2 separate regions of the Homo sapiens genome follow, and region 1 is linked to region 2. A link is an interaction called in ENCODE POLR2A ChIA-PET data of the cell type or tissue named here. Cell type or tissue: B cell. All regions are shown on one strand. Each heading gives the region's core, and the rest is flanking DNA. Links, peaks and the distances in the headings are about the cores only.

Region 1 (15,997 bases), core at 5,542-9,541, 290 kb after region 2:
AGGGGGCACTGCTCCAACTCTCGGGGTCTCATTTACTCTTTTTGAGACAGTTTCATTCTGTCGCCCAGACTGGAGTGCAGTGGCACAATCATAGCTCACTGCAGCCTCGAACTCCTGGGCTCAAGCGATTCTCTCATGTCAGCCTCCCAAGTATCCAGTACTACAGATGTGCACCACCACGCCCAGCTAATTAAAACATTTATTTTTGTAGAGACTGGGCCTGGTAGTTCATGTCTGTAATCCCAGCACTTTGGGAGGCTGAGGCGGGTGGATCCCTTGAGGCCAGTAGTTTGAGACCAGCTTGGCCATCAAGGCAAAATCCTGTCTCTATTAAAAATATAAAAATTAGCCAGGCATGGTGGCATGCGCCTATGGTCCTAGCTACTTGGGAGGCTGAGGCATGAAAATCACTTCAACCGGGGAGGTGGAGGTTGCGGTGGGCTGAGATCGTTGTCACTGCACTCCAGCCAGGGCGAAAGGGGGGAGACTGTTTCAAAAAAAAAAAAAAATTTTTTTTTGTAGAGATGGGGTCTCACTATGTTGCCCAGGCTGGTCTCCAACTCATGGCCTCAAACAATCCTCCCACCTGAGCCTCCCAAAGCACTGGGATTACAGGTGTGAGCCACCACGCACGGCCTCATCCCACAAATATTTCTGGGATACCCACCTTGTGCTAGGCTTTGTTCTGGACACTCGGCATACAGTGGCAGGCAGGGAAAAACCCTTGCCCTGGTGGAGCTGGCCTCTAGTGGTGAGACAGTGATAAGGAGAAAAAAAATGCAGGACAGGTGGGTAGGGGATGGGCTGGGCGGTTCCATTTATTTTTTAATTTAGTTTAATTCTATATTTTTTTGAGACAAGAGTCTTGCTCTGTCGGCCAGGCTGGAGTGCAGTGGCACGATCTCAGCTCACTGCAAACTCCACCTCCCAGGTTCACGCCATTCTCTTGCCTCAGCCTCCCAAGTAGCTGGGACTACAGGCACCCGCCACCACACCTGGCTAATTTTTTTTTGCATTTTTAGTAGAGACGGGGTTTCACCATGTTAGCCAGGATGGTCTCGATCTCCTGACCTCGTGATCCGCCTGCCTCAGCCTCCCAAAGTGCTGGGATTACAGATGTGAGCCACCGCGCCCAGCCAAGAGGTTCCATTTAAAATGTGGTGGCCAGGTCAGATGCAGTGGCTCACGCCTGTAATCCTAGCACTTTGGGAGGTTGAGGTGGGTGGATCACATGAGGCCAGGATTTCGAGACCAGCCTGGCCAACATGGTGATACCCAGTCTCTACTAAAAATACAAAAATTAGCCATGCACAGTGGTGGGAACCTGGAATCCCAGCTACTTGGGAGGCTGAGGCAGGAGAATTGCTTGAACCTGGGGTGGAGGCTTCAGTGAGCCGGGATCATGCCACTGCACTGCAGCATGGGCGACGAGCGAGACTCAGTCTAAGCAAAAACAAAACACAAAAAACCCAACATTAGCCAGGTGTGATGGCTCATGCCTGTGGGTCCCAGCTACTTGGGAGGCTTAGTGGGGAGGATTGCTTGAACCTGGGACATCGAGGCTGCAGTGAGACATGATTTGCCGCTGTACTCCAGCCTGGGCAACAGAGTGAGACCCAGTCACAAAAAGAAAAAAAATAAATAAATAAAAGGAGGCAACCAGGTAGGTATCTCCCATGGCATGGTGAGGTAGGGGTGAGCTATGGTCTCAATGTCTGTGTCCCCCAAATTGATATGTTGAAGCTTAATCCTCAACGTTGACAGTGTTAAAAGATGTGAGGCATTTGGGGAAGTAATTAAGTCAGAAGGGCTACGTCCTCACCAATGAGATTATTGGACTTATAAAAGGAGGCTCAAGGGAACTTGTTTGTCCCTTCTGCCACATGAGGACACAGCTAGAAGCCACCGCCTATGAGAAATGGGCCCTCACCAGACACTGGATCTGCCAGCGCCTTGATCCTGGACTTCGCAGACTCCAGAACCATGAGAAATAAAATTCTATTGTTTATTTTGGCTGGTCTCGGTGGCTCACGCCTGTAATCCCAGCACTTTGGGTAGGCCACGGTGGATCACTTGAGGTTGGGAGTTCGAGACCAGCCTGGCCAACATGGTGAAACCCCGCCTCTACTAAAAATACACAAATTGGCCAGGTGCGGTGGCTCACGCCTGTGATCCCAGCACTTTAGGAGGCCGAGGCAGGCAGATAACCTGAGGATGGGAGTTTGAGACCTGCCTGACCAACATGGAGAAACCCCGTCTCTACTAAGAATACTAGCTGTGCGTGATGGTGCATGCCTATAATCCCAGCTACTCAGGAGGCTGAGGCAGGAGAATCACTTGAACCCGGGAGGCAGAAGTTGCGGTGACCCAAGATCATGCCATTGCACTCCAGCCTGGGCAATAAGAGTGAAACTCAGTCTCAAAAAAAAAAAAAAAAATTAGCCAGGCGTGGTGGTGGTGGGTACCTATAATTCCTGCTACTCTGGAGGCTGAGGCAGGAGGATTGCTTGAACCCAGGAGGCAGAGGTGCAGTGAGCCAAGATTGCGCCACTGCACTCTAGCCTGGATGACAGAGCGAGATGACTACTGTCTCAAAACAAAAAAAAAATTAATTTCTATTATTTATTTATTTAGAGATGCTGGGGGAGGGGGGGGGTGGTGTCTCACTATGTTGCCCAGGCTGATCTTGAACTCCTGGCCTCAAGCGATCCTCCCAATGTGCTGGATTACAGGCGTGAGTCACTGTGCCCAGCCAAATTTCTACTGTTTCTGTCTATGGTATTTTTTATTATAGTAGCCAGAATGGATTAAGACAGGGCATGGTCACCATGTAGCAGATGGGGAAACTGAGGCTCAGAGGGTACAGTGGCCTGCTCAAAGCTAGGATGTGGTGGGGGGAGGGCTGGACCCGGGCCTTGGTCCACCATGCATCCTCTCTGACCCCGGGCTGGAGCCCCCCTCACCCGGAACCTTCTCCGCAGCATGCTGTTGAGGGCGAAGTCGTCCTTCCAGGCGCTCTGGGCCTCCTGGATGTGGCTCAGTGTGGGCAGCGCCTTCTTGAGTGTGCTGCGGTCGGCCTCGCCATGCTCCAGCCGGAACATGGCGTCCGTCTCCAGCTTCTGCTTCTTCTCATGCTCTGCAACGATCAGAGCTCGGCTGGGCTTTGGGGGCCCCAGCGCAGACTCAGGGCCAGGGCCCCCAGGCAGGTAAGTGGGTGGCGCTCACCTGTGGTCAGCACCTGCTCATTGTCCGCCATGTCCCAGCGCTCCTCCTTGCGCTGGGCGCCACTCACGATCACGTAGTCGCAGTTGGCGGGGTCCGTCTGCATCTCGATGTAGTTGACACAGAGGTGGCATTTCATCCGGAACCTGGGAGGGAGCGGTGGGCAGGAGTCAGGAGGCTGTGGCTGTGCACCAGGACAGCCCTGTCGCCTCTGCCTGCTTCCTTCCACCCAATGGTGTCATTTGACAAAAATTCACTGAGCACCCACTGTGTGCCGTGTAGAGCCACGGGCAAAAAGGGGCACATCCGGGCACCCAGAACGGACCTTCTGTCAGTGGGGCTGCAGTTGGCTTATTCATTTGTTCATTCAGCTGTTTGTTCATTCATTCATTCCCTCATCCATTTTTTTGGTTCATTTATTCGTTAATTCATTTGTTCATTCATTAGTGCATTTGTTTGTTGGTTCACTGATTCATTTGTTAAAGTAATTCATACATTCATTTGCTCATCCATCCATTTGTTAATTCACTTATCATTTGTTCATTCTGTTCATTCATTTGTTCATTCATTTGTCCACTAGTTCATTTATTCAACAAACCCGCCCAAGACAGGCTGCTCTGTGGCAGGCTCAGTGCCAGCTGCTGGGGAAATTGCTGAGTAGTGGAAAAGCCAACTTGCTCATGGAAAGGCTGACGTCCCAGCAGGGCCCACCTTGATAGCAAGGGCACAAGCAACCAGTGTCAAGTCTCACTTTAGAAAAGGTGTCTCTGAGGGGTGCTGTTTGAGCAGAAACCCCGGGTGAGGGAGGAGCCTTGGAGCTACCTGGGGAAGAGCATTCCAGGTGGAAGCACAGAGGTGGGTGTGTCCCTGGGGTGTGTGAGGGACAACGAGGAGGCCAGGGAGGGGGACAGCAGGAGGAGGTTAGGGTGAAGAAAGGACAGGCAGAGTGTGTGGTGCCTTGTGAGCCAGGGGGAGGACTTGGGCTTTTACTGAGGAAGGTGGGAGCCATGGAGGGTTGCGGGGGTGGGGTGTGCCCTGATTCACCAACCAGGGCGATTTCCAGGAGTCCTGCAGGGAATGGGTTCCCCCCGCAACTCAGGCTCTTTGTAGCCCCCTCGCCCTGTGGCCACCCCACCTGTTCCCAAGATGCCACCAAGCCGCCCTTACCTGTAGATCGGGGTTGTGTAGTAATTGCCCACCTTCTTCTTTTCTGCATTGTAACGAACACCTGGAAGGGGGTCAGGCGGGGGTGGTAATTTCATTGCCATCTGAATTTTGCAGATGGGTAAAATGAGGTACAAAGAGGCTCACTGTCACTTGCTGAGGGTTCCCCAACTAGGAGGAGTTAGAGACGGGATTGGAAGCCAGAGCCTGGCTTCCTAATCCCTCTGCAAAGGGGCTTCCATGGCCAGCCAGTCACTCGGGTGCCCGTCTCCTCCCTCATTCCTGATCAGGACCCTCCCACCCCCACCCCGGCGGCATCCAGCAGTTAGGGGGTCTGATGTTTGCAGGACTGAATGGAGGGTGGGCAGAGGCTCACCCATGCCGATGTGGTTCTTGCAGCCATCGCACCAGATGTTATATGGCATTTCGAATCTGCAAAGACAGACAGCATCTTACTTGCACTTGTCCACTTGGACACTCCCTGGGTCTCCACACCTGCGACTCTGGCCGCGGTTGTGATTTGAGGGGTGGGGTATTAGACTGCCCTGTTAACGGGAGTTGCTGCACTCACATTACACAGGAAATGGATATATGGAAGAAAAAGAATCACAACCATTGTAACTGAGCAGGAACTTCCTGCCTGCTAGAAAGCAGACTGACCAGGTCCAGGGACAGCCGCCTTTGGGTGCTGCTGCGACTTTTTTTTTTTGAGACAGAGTCTTGCTCTGTTCCCCATGCTAGAGTGCAGTGGTGCGATCCTGGCTCACTGCAACCTCTGCCTCCTGGGTTCAAGCAATTCTTATGCCTCAGCCTCCCAAGTAGCTGGGATTATAGGTGTGCGCCACCAATTCCGGCGAATTTTTTTTTTTTTTTTGAGATGGAGTCTCGCTCTGTTGCCAGGCTGCAGTACAGTGGCATGGTCTTGGCTCACTGCAACCTCCAGCTCCCTAGTTCAAGTGATTCTCCTGCCTCAGCCTCCCGAGGAGCTGGGATTACAGGTGTGAGCCACCGCACCCAGCCTAATTTTTTCTATTTTCAGTAGAGACAGGGTTTCACTGTGTTGGCCAGGCTGCTCTCGAACTCTTGGTCTCAAGTGATCCACCTGCCTCACCCTCCCAAAGTGCTGGGTTTACAGGCGTGACCCACTGTGCCCAACTACGATCACTGTCTTTTTTGAGAGTCCTATGTGATCAAGTCCAGGCTGGCCTGCTACAGGTTGAGATACAACACGGAGCAGAGCCCAGCTGTACAGGTCAAGTCCCTGCTAAACCAGCCAGTCCCCAGCCAGCCAACTCTGAAACACATGGGAGCCCAGCCCAGATCAGGCCAGCCTAGCCCAGCCCAGCCAAGCTCTTCCAAGCCCAGCAGAGATATTTTGCTGAGCTGCAGACATGTGAGCAATAATAAATGCTTATTGTTTTGTCACACGGCAATAACTGACTGATACGGTGACTTTCTGCTTTATGGAATGAAGACCCTGCAGCACTGGGCCAATGAGGGCACTGAACTCTCCTTGAGACTGAAGGAATGGGGCAGGACGGTGGGGTCCTCAGGTGATGCTGGGCCTTACCGGATGATGAGGATGCCCTGTGACAGCTTCCGAGCCCGCTCCCGAAGCGGGTGGCTGTTGTGGTATCGGTTGAGAGAGCCATGCTGTGTGGAGAGGATGAGGAGCGGATTAGTGCTGCTGAGCTGGAGGAGCTCACAATTTTCTGCCACCCCCACTGCTTTGGGACAAGTGTCTCACAGGTGGGAGAGGCCTTGATTCTTATGTCCTGCAGGACGGGTGTTCATAGCAATAGGGGGCATCCAGGTCTTACTGGAACATGTAGGCTTGGAACCAGGAACGTGAGTTTGAATAGTCCCTCTCTTATTTATTTATTTATTTTTTGAGATGGAGTTTTGCTCTTGTTGCCCAGGCTGGAGTGCAATGGCATGACCTTGGCTCACTGCAACCTCTGCCTCCCGGGTTCAAGTGATTCTCCTGCCTCAGGCTCCTAAGTAGCTGGGATTACAGGCGCCTGCCACCACGCCCGGCTATTTTTTTTGTATTTGTAGTAAAGACGGGGTTTCACCATGTCACCCAGGCTGGTCTCCAACTCCTGACCTCAGGTGATCCACTTGCCTCGGCCTCCCAAAGTGCTGGGATTCCGGGTGTGAGCTACTGCGCCCAGCCCTGTTCCCATTTATGAGCTGAAAGAGCCAGGGGACCCTGGGCGAGTGACCTCACGTTTTGCCTTCCCGAGCCTCTGTTTCCCTTGTCTGTCAACTACGTATAATGGTCATTATTACTTCCAGGTTTTATGGGGAAGATGAGGTGAGGTGACAAGACTGGCAAACATTCGCTGGGGACTTCATGTGCATCACCTTATTTTTTTTTTTTTTTTTTTGAGACAGAGTCTCGCTCTGTCACTAGGCTGGAGTGCAGTGGCGTGATCTCGGCTCACTGCAACCTCCGCCTTCCGGGTTCAAGCGATTCTCCTGTCTCAGTCTCCCAAGTAGCTGGGACTACAGGTGTGGGCCACTACGCCCAGCTAATTTTTGTATTTTTAGTAGAGATCAAGTTTCACCATGTTGGCCAGGATGGTCTTAAACTCTCGACCTGGTGATCCACCTGCCTTGGCCTCCCAAAGTGCTGGGATTAGAGGCGTGAGCCATGGCGCCGGCTTTTTTTTTTTTTTTTTTTGAGGCAGGGTCTGGCTCTGTAGCCCAGGCTGGGGTGCAGTGGTATGATTATGACTCACTGCAGTCTCCACCTCCTGGGCTCAAGCAATCCTCCCACCTCAGCCTCCTGAGTAGCTAGGATTTATCCCTCAATGATTCTGTGAGGTCAGCTCATTTTATTTCCCCCTTCTGACGTATGGAGAAACTTTGGCATAGAGAGGCTAAATCCTATACTCAGGACGAGGCAGCTGGGACACTTGGGCCCTTACTGAGCACCTACTGTGTGGGGACACAGCCACAATAAGATAGATGAACATCTCTGCCTTCAGGGAGAGAATGTTCTAGCGGGGGAGATGGACAAGACGCAAATAAATGAATAAGTGAGGGAGTTATAAGGGCTATGAGATTATATAAAGTGCTCAGCAATGCAACAGAGAACGAGACAGTGGTCAGGGAGGACCTCTGTGAGAAAAGCACTTAAGGAAGTGAGAGTATGGTGAAATGGAGGAAGAGATTCCAGGCAGAGGGGACAACCAGGACGCCACAGGTGCTGGAGCTGGGGAAGCCATGGGATCTGACCCTTCATCTGTGCGCTCTGCCTTATCCTGGGCCCCTGCTGTAAACACACTATACTCTAGTATAGTGTGGACATGGAGTTACAGGTCCCTGAGGAGAGCCACAGTTATCACCCAAAAGTGAAGACAGCCTCGAGACTCAGGTGACATGCAGAAGACAAAAAGACCTTGGGGGCCACCCATCCTTCCGCAGCAGTGGCTCTAACCCCAAGAGGGGATGACGTGGGTCTTTTTGCTACTGTGGACCTGGAGCGGAGAGCCTGCTTACCTTCTCAGGGTTGAAGTCTGGAGGATAGTACTTGTTGACCCCTTTCCTTTCACCCTGCAAAGCAGAACAGAGACATGACTCAGAGAGAGGCTGATATGGTTTGGCTGTGTCCCTACCCAAATCTCATTCAAAAAAATTTTTTCTGATTTTTTATTTTACTATTAATTTTTAGAGATGGAGTCTTGCTCTGTCACCCATGCTGGAGTGCAGTGGTGCGATCTTGACTCACTGTAACCTCCGTTTCCCGAGTTCAGGCGATTCTCCTGCCTCAGCCTCCTGAGTAGCTAGGATTACAGGCATGCACCACCACGCCCAGCTAATTTTTTGTATTTTTAGTAGAGATGGGGTTTCACCATGTTGGCCAGGCTGGTCTTGAACTCCTGACATCAAGTGATGCACCCACCTCAGCCTCCCAAAGTGCTGGGATTACAGGCGAAATCTCATCTTGAATTGTAGTTCCCATAATCCCCACGTGTCATGGGAGGGACCTGGTGGGAGGTAACTGAATCGAATCATGGGGGCGAATCATGCTGTTCTCATGACAGCGAATGAGTTCTCGAGAGACCTCATGGTTTTACAAGGAGCTTTTCCTCTTGCTCATTCTTGCTGCTGCCACGTGAAGAAGGATGTGTTTGCTTCCCCTTCTGCCATGATTGTTAAGTTTCCTGAGGCCTCCCCAGCCATGCTGAACTGTGAGTCAATTAAACCTCTTTCCTTTATAAATTACCCAGGCTTGAGTATGTCTTTTTTTTTTTTTTTTTTTTTTTTGAGACAGAGTTTCACTCTTGTTGCCCAGGCTGGAGTGCAATGGTGCGATCTCATCTCACTGCAACCTCCGCCTCCCGGATTCAAGCAATTCTCCTGCCTCAGCCTCCCGAGTAGCTGGGATTACAGGCATGTGCCACTACGCCCAGCTAATTTTTTTGTATTTTTAGTACAGACAAAGTTTCACCATATTGGCCAGGCTGGTCTTGAACTCCTGACCTTGTGACCCACCTACCTCGACCTCCCAAAGTGCTGGGATTACAGGCGTGAGCCACCGCGCCCAGCCCTTGGGTATGTCTTTATGAGCAGCGTGAGACTGGACTAATACACAGGCTCCCTCCAGGAAACCTACTTGTGCAGCCTCAGGGGGCAGGACCTGGATAAGGGGGACTTGGGGACATTTTAGAGGACAGTGCTGGGCTCAGTGTCTGATTGGGGAAGGGCTACTTGGGCAAAAAACCCATTGTCATTGCTTTGGAAAATTCCATGAGGTTCAGATGCTCCTATGGTGGCTTTCACACTCTTTTGGAGACTGTGATTGACGGTAAGAAGTATTTAACATTGCCACTGGGCAGATACACATGTAGTACCGTTGAACACAGGTCTCAAGAAAGAACACTGAGCCTGGCTGAAGAGTCGCTCTTGTTTTCTTCTTTTTTTTTTTTGAGACAGAGTCTTGCTCTGTCACGCAGGCTTGGGTGCAGTGGTGCAATCTTGGCTCACTGCAACCTCTGCCTCCTGAGTTCAAGCAATCCTCGTGCCTTAGCCTCCTGAGTAGCAGGGACTACAGGAATGTGCTACCACATCCAACTAATTTTTGTATTTTTTTTTTTGAGATGGAGTTTCGCTTTCGTTGCCCAGGCTGGAGTGTGGTGGCATGTTCTCAGCCCACTGCAACCTCCACCTCCCGGGTTCAAGCGATTCTCCTGCCTCACCCTCCAGAGTGGCTGGGACTACAGGCTCCCGCCAACACGCCTGGCTAATTTTTGTATTTTTAGTAGAGACGGGGTTTCACCACGTTGGCCAGGGTAGTCTCAAACTCCTGACCTCAGGTGATCCACCCAGCTCAACCTCGCAAAGTGCTGGGATTACAGGCGTGAGCCACCGCGCCCAGCCTAATTTTTGTATTTTTAGTAGAGACAGGGTTTCGCCATGTTGGCCAGGCTGGTCTCAAACTCCTAATCTTAAATGATTTGCCTGCCTTGGCCTCCCAAACTGCTGGTATTACAGGCGTGAGCCACTGTGCCTGGCCTTGCAATGGTTAATTTTATGTTATATGAATTTCACCTTGTTAAAAAAAAATGAAAGAAAGAAAGAGAAAGGAAGGGGTAGGGGAGGGGGAGGGGAAAGGGGGAAGGGGAAATTTAGGTTGAGTGTAGTGGATCACTTGAGGTCAGGAGTTTCAGACCAGCCTGACCAACATGGCAAAACCCCGTCTCTACTAAAAATACAAAAATTAGTGGGACGTGCTTGCTTGAACCCAGAAGGCGGAGGTTGCAGTGAGCCGAGAGCGTGCCACTGCACTCCAGCCTAGGCAACAAAGTGAGACTGTCTCAAAAACAAAAGAAAATGAAACAAAAAAACATTTAAAAAGTGCCCATGGGTGATGTTAGCGCAAAGCCACATTTCAGACCCACTGCACCAAAAGATGATGACCCGGAGATTGAAATCATCATCTTAGAGCTCTGGGAGGGGAGGAGGGGCTGCTTCCAGGGTCCTACAAAGACTGGGAGAGAAACCCAGGGCACACGAGGCTGTCTACTCACCATCTTGGGAGCTGCCTACTGGTCCTCAGCCTCGGGGCGGACGATCAGAAACTGGCCTTGTGAACACACTGCACTGTCCTGACCTCTTGTGGAGCCTGGCAGAGGGTCCACAGGCTTCCCTGCGAAGATGTCGTGGGCCGTGTGGTGGTGCCAGCTCAGACAAGACTCCCGCCAGGCATAGGAGGCATCCAAAAAGCGGCGTGTCTGTTTAGAAAGAGAGAGTCCCGTCCACTCTACAGCCAATATACGCATCACATCTGACACTTTCATCCCTCTGTGGCCCCCACCGGGTCCAGCACCCATCATCACTCACGTGGGCCAGCACGGTCTTCTCTCTCCCGACTCTGCCCTTGACACTTGCTCACCCCACAGCTGCCCAGGGGATCTTTTTGTTTTTTGAGATGGAGTCTCGCTCTGTCACCAGGCTGGAGTGCAGTGGCGCGATCTCTGCTCACTGCAACCTCCACCTCCTGGGTTCAAGTGATTCTCCTGCCTCAGTCTCCCGAGTAGCTGGGACTACAAGCGTGCGCCACCACACCCAGCTAATTTTGTATTTTTAATAGAGACAGGGTTTCACCATGTTGCCCAGGATGGTCTTGATCTCTTTACCTCATGATCCACCCGCCCCAACCTCCCAAAGTGCTGGCATTACAGGTGTGAGCCACCATGCCCAGCTGGGATCTTTTAATATGAACAAACGTGTCACTCTCCTGCTTAAACCCCTCCCATGATTCATATGGTTTTTAGAATCAAGTCAAACCCCTTCCCACGGCCTGTGGGGCCCCTGCCTGCCTCTCCAAGCCTAACTCTTACCCCTCTATCTCTCGTTCACTCTGTTCCAGCCACACTGGCTTCCTGGCTGTCTTCAAAGGCCAAGTGCAGCTGGCCTGCACCTGCTGTTCCTCAGGTTTGCAAGCTCTTTGTTACAGGCTTTTTTTTTTTTTTTTTTTTTTTGAGACGGAGTCTCACTCTATCACCCAGGCTGGAGTGGGGTGGCATGATCTTGGCTCACTATCTCTGCCTCCTGGGTTTAAGTGATGTCATGCCTCAGTCTCCTGAGTAGCTGGGATTACAGGTACCCGCCACCAAGCCTGGCTAATTTTTTTGTATTTTTAGTAGAGACAGGGTTTCACTGTGTTGACCAGGCCAGTCTGGAACTCCTGGCCTGAGGTGATCCACACACCTAGGGCCTCCCAAAGTGCTGGGATCACAGGCACAAGCCACTGCACCCAGCCCCCTGTCACAGGTCTTGACCTACATATCATATCCATCAAAGACCTCATCCGGCCAGGTGCGGTGGCTCACACCTGTAATCCCAGCAGTTTGGGAGGCTGAAGCAGGTGGATCCCCTGAGGTCAGGAGTTCAAGACCAGCCTGGCCAACATGGTGAAACCCCATCTCTACTAAAAATACAAAAATTAGCCGAGTGTGATGGTGCATGCCTGTAATCCCAGCTACTCGGGAAACTGAGGCAGGAGAATGGCTCAAACCGGGAGGCGGAGGTTGCAGTAAGCCAAGATGGCGCCACTGCACCCCAGCCTAGGCTACAAAGTGAGACTCCGTCTCAAACAAACAAACAAAAAAAACCAATGAACTCATCTAACCATCCAATCCATAGTCACTTGTTTCCTGGAATTCTGATCATATCACCCTGTGTCGGTTTATGTCTCCCCCGGCAGGTCACACTGTGCCATATCCCTAACACCTAGGACAGTGCCAGGCCCAGATAAATGTCAACTGGGTAAACAACTGAGATAACTGAATGAGGCTCCATAAGGGTCACAGTCAGTGCAGGTGACACAGGTGGGAAATGCAGGGGCTCCTCAAACTAGGGGTGGTGAGACCCCCTCTCATGTTTGGAAGGGAGGCTTTTAGGTCATATAGAAGGAAGTTCTTCACGCCTGTAATCCCAGCACTTTGGGAGGCCGAGGCGGGTGGATCATGAGGTCAGGAGATCGAGACCATCCTGGCAAACACAGTGAAACCCCGTCTCTACTAAAAAATACAAAAAATTAGCTGGGCGTGGTGGCGGGTGCCTGTAGTCCCAGCTACTCGGGAGGCTGAGGCAGGAGAATGGCGTGAACCCGGGAGGCGGAGCTTGCAGTGAGCAAAGATTGCGCCACCACACTCCAGCCTGGGCGATAGAGCGAGACTCCATCTCAAAAAAAAAAAAAAAAAAGAAAGAAGTTCTAGTTTACACTAAAGAGAGACTCTGTGAAGCAGTGAAGGGTATTCTAGAACAGAGATTGGCAAAGTTTCTCTGTCAAGGGCCAGAAAATAAGTATTTCTAGCTTTTTAGGCCAGATTATCTCTGCCCCAACAACTCAACTCTGCTTTCATAGCTAGAAATCAGTCCCAAACAATATATAAATGAACGGGCGTAGCTGCATGCCAATATAAATTTTATTGATGGACACAGAAATTTGAATTTCACATAATCGTCATGTCACAAAGTATTATTCTTTTGATTTTTCCCCAACTACTAGAAAATTTAAAACCATTCTTGGGGGCCGGACTCGGTGGCTCACGCCTGTAATCCCAGCACTTTGGGAGGCTGAGGCAGGTGGATCACTTGAGGTCAGGAGTTCAAGACCGGCCTGGCCAACATGGTGAAACCCTGTCTCTACTAAAAATACAAAAATTGGCCAGGCCTGGTGGCGTACGCCTGTAATCCCAGCTACTGGAGAGGCTGAGGCAGGAGAATCGCTTGAATCTGGGAGGCGGAGGTTGCAGTGAACCGAGATCACGCCACTGCACTCCATCCAAGGTGACAAGAGTGAGATTCTGTCTCCAACAAAAAGAAAGAAAGAAGCTGATGGAAGAGCTTCTGATGGAGTGGGAGTGGTGTAGTGAGGTGGTGAGGCAGTGGTGCAAAGTCCCGGATATAAACTGTTCTACCCTCACCTTAGTCTTGTATCCTCCAACTATAAAGTGTGTCCTTTAGATTGGATTATTCCAAGGTCCCTTCCAACCTAAAAATACTTTTGCCAACAAAATAGCTAAGTGCCCCTTGAGGCGTTAGGGGACACGGCTCCCTGGGCTTGAATCCCAGCTCCACTCCTCATCAGCTGGGTGACCTTGGTCAGTGACTGCGCTTCCCTGGGCTTGTATTTCGTCACCGGTAAAGGGCGAATGACGACGACAAGACTGACTTTCTGGGGATGCTGTGAATCAACTAACCCACGGGAAGAGCCTGCAAAGAGCAAATACTCCGTTTACAGGAGCTCGAGGGTGTGTGTGTGTCTTAAGATGGTTTTGTTACCCCAGTAAATGGCAGACGGGGCTATCGGGTGGGCGTGTAGATATCTCCGGTCCTTGGTGCAAAAGTAATTACCGACCCTGTTTGTCCTGGGCTTACGGCTTGGGCTCGGAGCTCCACCCTGCTGCTTCCTATCTGCTTGACTTGGGGCAAATTGTTTTCTCTCTCTAAGCCTCATTTTCCTTATGTGTAAAAATGGCTGGTTAAGGCATTCAGGGCAGCGCCTGACGCCGAGTTAAACGTTTGGCAGTTTAGTCATTTCTGCTGCTCACGGTTTTACAAGAATCATTTTTATAAAATCTGGTGAGATAGGGACTTATTGGTCCCATTTTCCCGATGCAAAAACCCAGGACCCTTCAGGCATAATATGGATCCGGGCTAGGATGGGACCGGGTCCCGGGCACTTGGGTCAGAGGTCTCAGCTGGGGCCTCAGGGACTTTGGTCCTGGCTGGGACCTGGGCCGGCTCCGGGCATCTAAATCGGGTCCTCAGCTCCGCGTCCCCCGACGCGGAAGGGCGCGCCGGGCAGCTCCGAGGCCAGGGTGAGGCGGCTGCCGGACCCCCGGCCCTCCCCGCTCCTCCGCCCGCCGGCACTTACCTGCCCTCCTCCCGACGTCACGCCCTGACCGTGCCCGGAAGTGCGCGCTGAGAGCGCGGTGAACCTGGGCGCCCTCTCCGCGCCCCCAGGACGCCGGCGTGAGGCGGGGCGAGGCAGCAGCTCCACGCTGATTGGCTGAAGGACGATACGCCAAGCGTTCTGCGACGCCGGAGTGGGCCAATCCAGGAATGCCCCGCCCAACCGCGCTTACGCCAAGAGGCTCCATCCTCTGTCCAGCCCACTACGTGAGGCCCAATCCGAGGCCCGCCTCCTGGCACCGCCCTCCCAGGCGTGCTGTCCTGCGCGCTGCAGCCGGTCAGCGAGGGTGTGGTGGCGGGCCCCTGTAGTCCCAGCTACTTGGGAGGCTGAGGCAAAAGAATTGCTTGAACCCGGGAGGCAGAGGTTGCAAAGAGCCGAGATCGCGCCACTGCACTCCAGCCTGGGCAACAACAGCAAGACTCCGTCTCAAGAAAAATTATTTGCACAGGCAAGGTCTTACTATGTTGCCCCGGCTAGTCTCGAACTCCAGGGCCCAAGCAATCCTCCTGCCTCCCAAAGTGCTGGGATTACAGGCGTGAACCACTGCTCTGTTTTTGCATTTTTAAATAGTTAGGTGGGGGAAAAACTATTTTACGACTTATGAAAATAAAACATTCAAATTTCAGCGTACGTAAATAAAATTTCATTGGAACACAGGGATATGCGCTTTTGTCTGCTGATTGCTTCAAAATAAGGGCACTTGGGGGAACAGCAAATGCAGGGAAGGAGAGGTTTTCTCTGAATTTCTCTTATCTGCCTAAAGACAGAAAGAGGAATGCTTTCCTACGATCTTATTAACTAGGGAAGAGTGAAACCATTCCCAATCATGTATCCTTCTGAGGGCTGCTCTGAGACAACTTTTATTACCTGCAAGACTTTTTTATTTGCTTAACAAGACAGACTTTCTCCATCATACAATTTCTCCCCTTACCCTCCCATAACTTGTGTTACCACCATCCTCCCAGAAGCCCCAAACCCCTATTCTTTTCTTTGATACTTTTTTTTTTTTGAGAGGGAGTCTTGCTCTGTGGTCCAGGCTGGAGTTCAATGGCGTGATCTCAGCTCACTGCGCTCTCCACCTCCCAGGTTCAAGTGATTCTCTTGCCTCAGCCTCCCGAGTAGCTGGGATTACAGGCACCTTCCACCACGCCCGGCTATTTTTTGTATTTTTAGTAGAGATGGGGTTTCACCATGTTGGCCAGACTGGTCTGGAAGTCCCAACCTCAGGTGATCTGCCTGCCTTGGCCTTCCAAAGTGCCTGGATTACAGGCATGAGCCACTGGGCCCAGCCTCTCTGATCCTTTTTGGAGTCTTGTATTTTGTGGGACTCCCCTGCATAGGTACATAATTAAATATGGCTTTTGCCCTGTCTGTTTACATGTCAATTTAATTCGTAGCCCAGCCAAAGAACCTATAAAGGTGAAGGGAAGCCATTTTTCACCTACCTACAAACAGCCGGGCCCATTCATTTATCTATTGTCTATGTCTGCAACAGGGTTGAATTCAGTGGTTGCCACAGAGGAAGAGAGAGCCCAAAGAATCTAAAATATTTACCATCTGGCCTTTTACAGAAGAAGTGGGTGGATACTTCTCTTAGAGCCTTCAGATTAGCCTGGCCCTGCCTTCTGCACAGGTGAATGGCTTTTGAATTTACTTTTTTTTTTTTGAGTCGGAGTC
Region 2 (4,000 bases), core at 1-4,000:
TCTTGAACTCCTGACCTTATGATCCACCCGCCTCGGCCTCCCAAAGTGTTGGGATTACAGGCTGAGCCACTGTGCCCGGCCCCTGGTAATGTTTTATTCTCTGTATAGATGGGTAGCTTGCTATGTTGCCCAGGCTGGTCTCGAACTCCTGGCCTCAAGTGGTCCTCCTGCCTCAGACTCTCAAAGTGCTGGGATTACAGGTATGAGCCACCCACTCGGTCCAAAATATCAAGATTTTAAAGTAAAAACAGGATTTGATCCTGCACCTGTGTGACCCTACCCTGCTCACCTCCCTAACCCTGGTCTTGGTTCCAATCAAACTGTATTTCTGAAAACAGGCAGTTGGTCCTTGAACTCTAGTTTGCTGATTTAATTTTTTAAAATATCGGCCAGGCACGGTGGCTCACACCTGTAATCCCAGCACTTTGGGAGGCCGAGTGGGCAGATCACCTGATTTCAGGAGTTCGAGACCAGCCTGGCCAACATGGTGAAACCTCGTCTCTACTAAAAATACAAAAATTAGCCGGGTGTGGTGGCGGGCGCCTATAATCACAGCTACTCAGGAGGCTGAGGCAGGAGAATCGCTTGAACCCAGGAGGCGGAGGTTGCGGTGAGCCAAGATCGCCCCATTGCACTCCAGCCTGGGCAACAAGAGTGACACTCCATCTCAAATACATAAATAAATAAAAGATACTGGATTGTGTGGTCTAAGAAGGTGGAAAACCACACCTGTCATCGTGTTCCTTTGCTTATTTACTGAGAGCAAGGGTCAAGCAATGCCACCTGGCACATAGCAGGTGCTTCACAGATTTGAATCAGTGAGGATAATTGCACCTTGTCAGCCATTTTATAATACCTTTTTTTTTTTTTTTTTTGTGAGACAGAGTCTTGCTCTTGTTGCCCAGACTGGAGTGCAGTGGCTCGAGCTCAGCTCACTGCAACCTCCACCTCCCAGGTTCAAGCGATTCTCCTGTCTCAGCCTCCTAAGTAGCTGGGATTACAGGTGCCTGCCACCAGGCCCAGCTAATTTTTGTATTTTTAGTAGAGATGGGGTTTCACCATGTTGGCCAGGCTGGTCTCGAACTCCTGACCTCAAGTGATCTGCCCACCTGAGCCTCTCAAAGTGCTGGGATTACAGGCATGAGCCACCATGCCCAGCCTATTAATACCCTTTTGATACTAGCATTTAAACTCTTAGCACAGGCCAGGCGCGGTGGCTCCCGCCTGTAATTCCAGCACTTTGGGAGGCCGAGGTGGCTGGATCATGAGGTCAGGAGTTCAAGGCCCCCCTGGCCAAGATGGTGAAACCCCCATCTCTACTAAAAATACAAAAATTAGCCGGGCGTGGTGGGGGGGCACCTGTAATCCCAGCTACTTGGGAGGCTGAGGCAGAGAATGGCTTGAACCTGGGAGGTGGAGGTTGCAGTGAGCTGAGATGAGATGACGCTGCTGCACTCCAGCCTGGGCAACAGAGCGAGACTCCATCTCAAAATAAATAAATGAATAAATAAACTCTTAGCACACTGTGTTATATTTTCTGGAGCTGAGCTCCAGTCTCGCTGTCAGGTTTTTGCATCTGCTGCCCCTGCCCGGAATATCTGCACCCATCCTTATGGCTCAGACCTCTCGGAAGCAGCTGACATTGGTGGAGACTTGCTCCATGCCCCACCCTGTGCTGACCACTTTAGCAACCCATCCTTGAATCTTCGAAGCAACCTCAAGGGGGCAGCATGGTAAACTCTGTCTTGTTTATGTCATTGGGTTTTGTTTGTTTTTTGTTTTGGAGACGGAGTTTCACTCTTGTTGCCCAGGCTGGAGTGCAGTGGTGTGATCTCGGCTCACTGCAACCTTCACCTCCTGGGTTCAAGTGATTCTTCTGCCTCAGCCTCCAGAGTAGCTGGGATTACAGGCGCCCACGACCACTCCCCGTGAAGTTTTGTATTTTTAGTAGAGATGGGGTTTCACCATGTTGGCCAGGCTGGTCTCCAACTGCTGACCTCAAGTGATCCACCCTCCTCGGCCTCCCACAGCAGTGTTGGGATTACAAGCGTGAGCCACTGCATCCGGCCTTATGTCATTGTTATTTAGGGGTTTCCTAACACGTGCAGAGAAATGTAACTGGTGCCTGAAGCTCACCTTCCATAGAAGCAAAGGTTCCTCTCCTCCAGGCGTCCCACAGAGGTTCCCTGATACCCACACATCTTTTGGAGCTGGCAAGGATGAGGAAACGGGGAACAAATGAGTGGGACATGATTGGACAGACTTCTGGGGGTGGGAGGGGCGTGGATTGAGGGCAAGCCCAGATATCCTCACCAGAAGGCGGTGTCTGGAAGGACAAAATGGGGCTCCACTCGCCCCACAAATCCTCTTCTTTCTCCATCCGGCAGCGGCCATACACTTTGTAGCCAGTGGCTAGCTCCAAATCTTGGATCTCAACAGGGGTCAGGGGTATGGTCTTCAGCTCCGGTTCCAGCTGGGGGAGAGACAGGCGAGCGTGATGGGCCCAGGGCCTGAGTCAAGGGTATTTGAACTTATCTTTTTTTTTTTCCTTTGTTTTTCGTTTTGAGACAGTCTCGTTGTGGCCCAGGCTAGAGTGCAGTGGTGTGATCTTGGCTCACTGCAACCTCTCCCTCCTGGGTTCAAGCAATTCTCCTGCCTCAGCCTCCTGAGTAGCTGGGATTACAGGCACCCACCACCACACCTGGTTAATTTTTTTTTTTTTTTTTTTGAGGCAGAGTCTTGCTCTGTCGCCAGGCTGGAGTGCAGTGGCACGATCTCAGCTCACTTCAACCTCTGCCTCCTGGGTTCAAGCGATTCCCCTGCCTCAGCCTCCCAAGTAGCTGGGATTACAGGCACGCGCCACCATGCCCAGCTAATTTTTTGTATTTTAGTAGAGACAGAGTTTCACCATGTTGGCCAAGATGGTCTCGATCTCCTGACCTCGTGATCCGCCCGCCTCGGCCTCCCACAGTGCTGGGATTACAGGTGTGAGCCACCAAGCCCAGCCAATTTTTGTATTTTTAGTAGAGACGGGGTTTCACCATCTTGGCCAGGCTGGTCTTGAACTCCTGACCTTAGGTGATCTGCCCACCTCGGCCTCCCAAAGTGCTGGGATTAGAGCTACTGCGCCTAGCTGGTACTTGAACTTATCTATCAGCAGAGTGAGCAACCATTTGTATTTGCCCAGGACCAAGGGGGTTTCCAGAACATGGGCCTGTCAAAAAAATTGCCACAGTCCCGAGCAGACAGAGAAAAGGTGGTCACTCTATGTGCTAGGTATAGCAGGAAGTGGTAACTTCTATTATTATCTCGTTTTACAGACGAGGGAACTGAGGCCCAGAGAGGGAAAGTGACTAGCCCAAGGTCACAGAGCTGGTGTGCTGGAGCTGAGCACTGAGGTAGTCAGATTCCAAAGTCTGCATCTCAGCCGGGTGAGGTGGCTCACGCCTGTAATCCCAACACTTTAGGAGGTGGAGGTGGGTGGATCACCTGAGGTCAGGAGTTCGAGACCAGCCTGGCCAAATAGCGAAACCCCATCTCTATTAAAAAAAATACAAAAACTTAGCTGGGCATGGTGGCACATGCCTGTAATCCCACCTACTTGAGGGGCTGAGGTGGGGGAATCACTTGAACCTGAGAGGTGGAGGTTGCAGTGAGTTGAGATGGCACCACTGCACTCCAGCCTGGGCAACACAGTGAGACTCCGTCTCAAAAAAAAAAGGGGGCCGGGTGCAGTGGCTCATGCCTGTAATCCCAGCACTTTGGGAGGCCCAGGTGGGTGGATCACCTGAGGTCAGGAGTTCAAGACCAGCCTGACCAACATGGAGAAACCCCGTCTCTACTGAAAATACAAAATGAGCCGGGCATGATGGCACATGCCTGTAATCCCAGCTACTCGGGAGGCTGAGGCAGGAGAATCGCTTGAACCTAGATGGTGGAGGTTACAGTGAGCCGAGATCATGCCATTGCACTCCAGCCTGGGCAATTAAGAGCAAAACGC

What was found. Peaks named below come from ENCODE experiments on the same cell type or tissue, not always from the same donor. Only the 100,000 strongest peaks of a DNase experiment are listed, where the experiment ranks them.
Region 1: POLR2A ChIA-PET joins it to region 2 with 6 read pairs; 3 of 35 experiments call an interaction of 5 or more read pairs at or near these places.

The regions. Positions count from the first base shown.
Region 1 is chr19:13,746,239-13,762,235 of GRCh38, reverse strand. YJU2B (YJU2 splicing factor homolog B) reads right to left here and starts at 14,341. Exons shown (of 10, transcript NM_030818.4): 1 at 14,282-14,341; 2 at 10,425-10,628; 3 at 7,894-7,947; 4 at 5,957-6,039; 5 at 4,763-4,818; 6 at 4,390-4,450; 7 at 3,226-3,368; 8 at 2,964-3,136. The coding sequence starts at 10,427. RefSeq lists a silencer at 14,051-14,360. In B cell, for the core only: no CTCF peak of the experiment used is centred there; no DNase peak of the experiment used is centred there.
Region 2 is chr19:14,040,926-14,044,925 of GRCh38, reverse strand. It overlaps IL27RA (interleukin 27 receptor subunit alpha), which reads right to left. Exons shown (of 14, transcript NM_004843.4): 5 at 2,314-2,473; 6 at 2,137-2,210. Among named protein-coding and RNA genes, the nearest start is that of IL27RA, 11 kb to the right of the region's middle. RefSeq lists an enhancer at 1,607-2,107. In B cell, for the core only: a CTCF peak has its summit at 1,685 (motif pointing right); DNase peaks (open chromatin) are centred at 1,715 and 2,073; H3K27ac peaks cover 1,801 bases.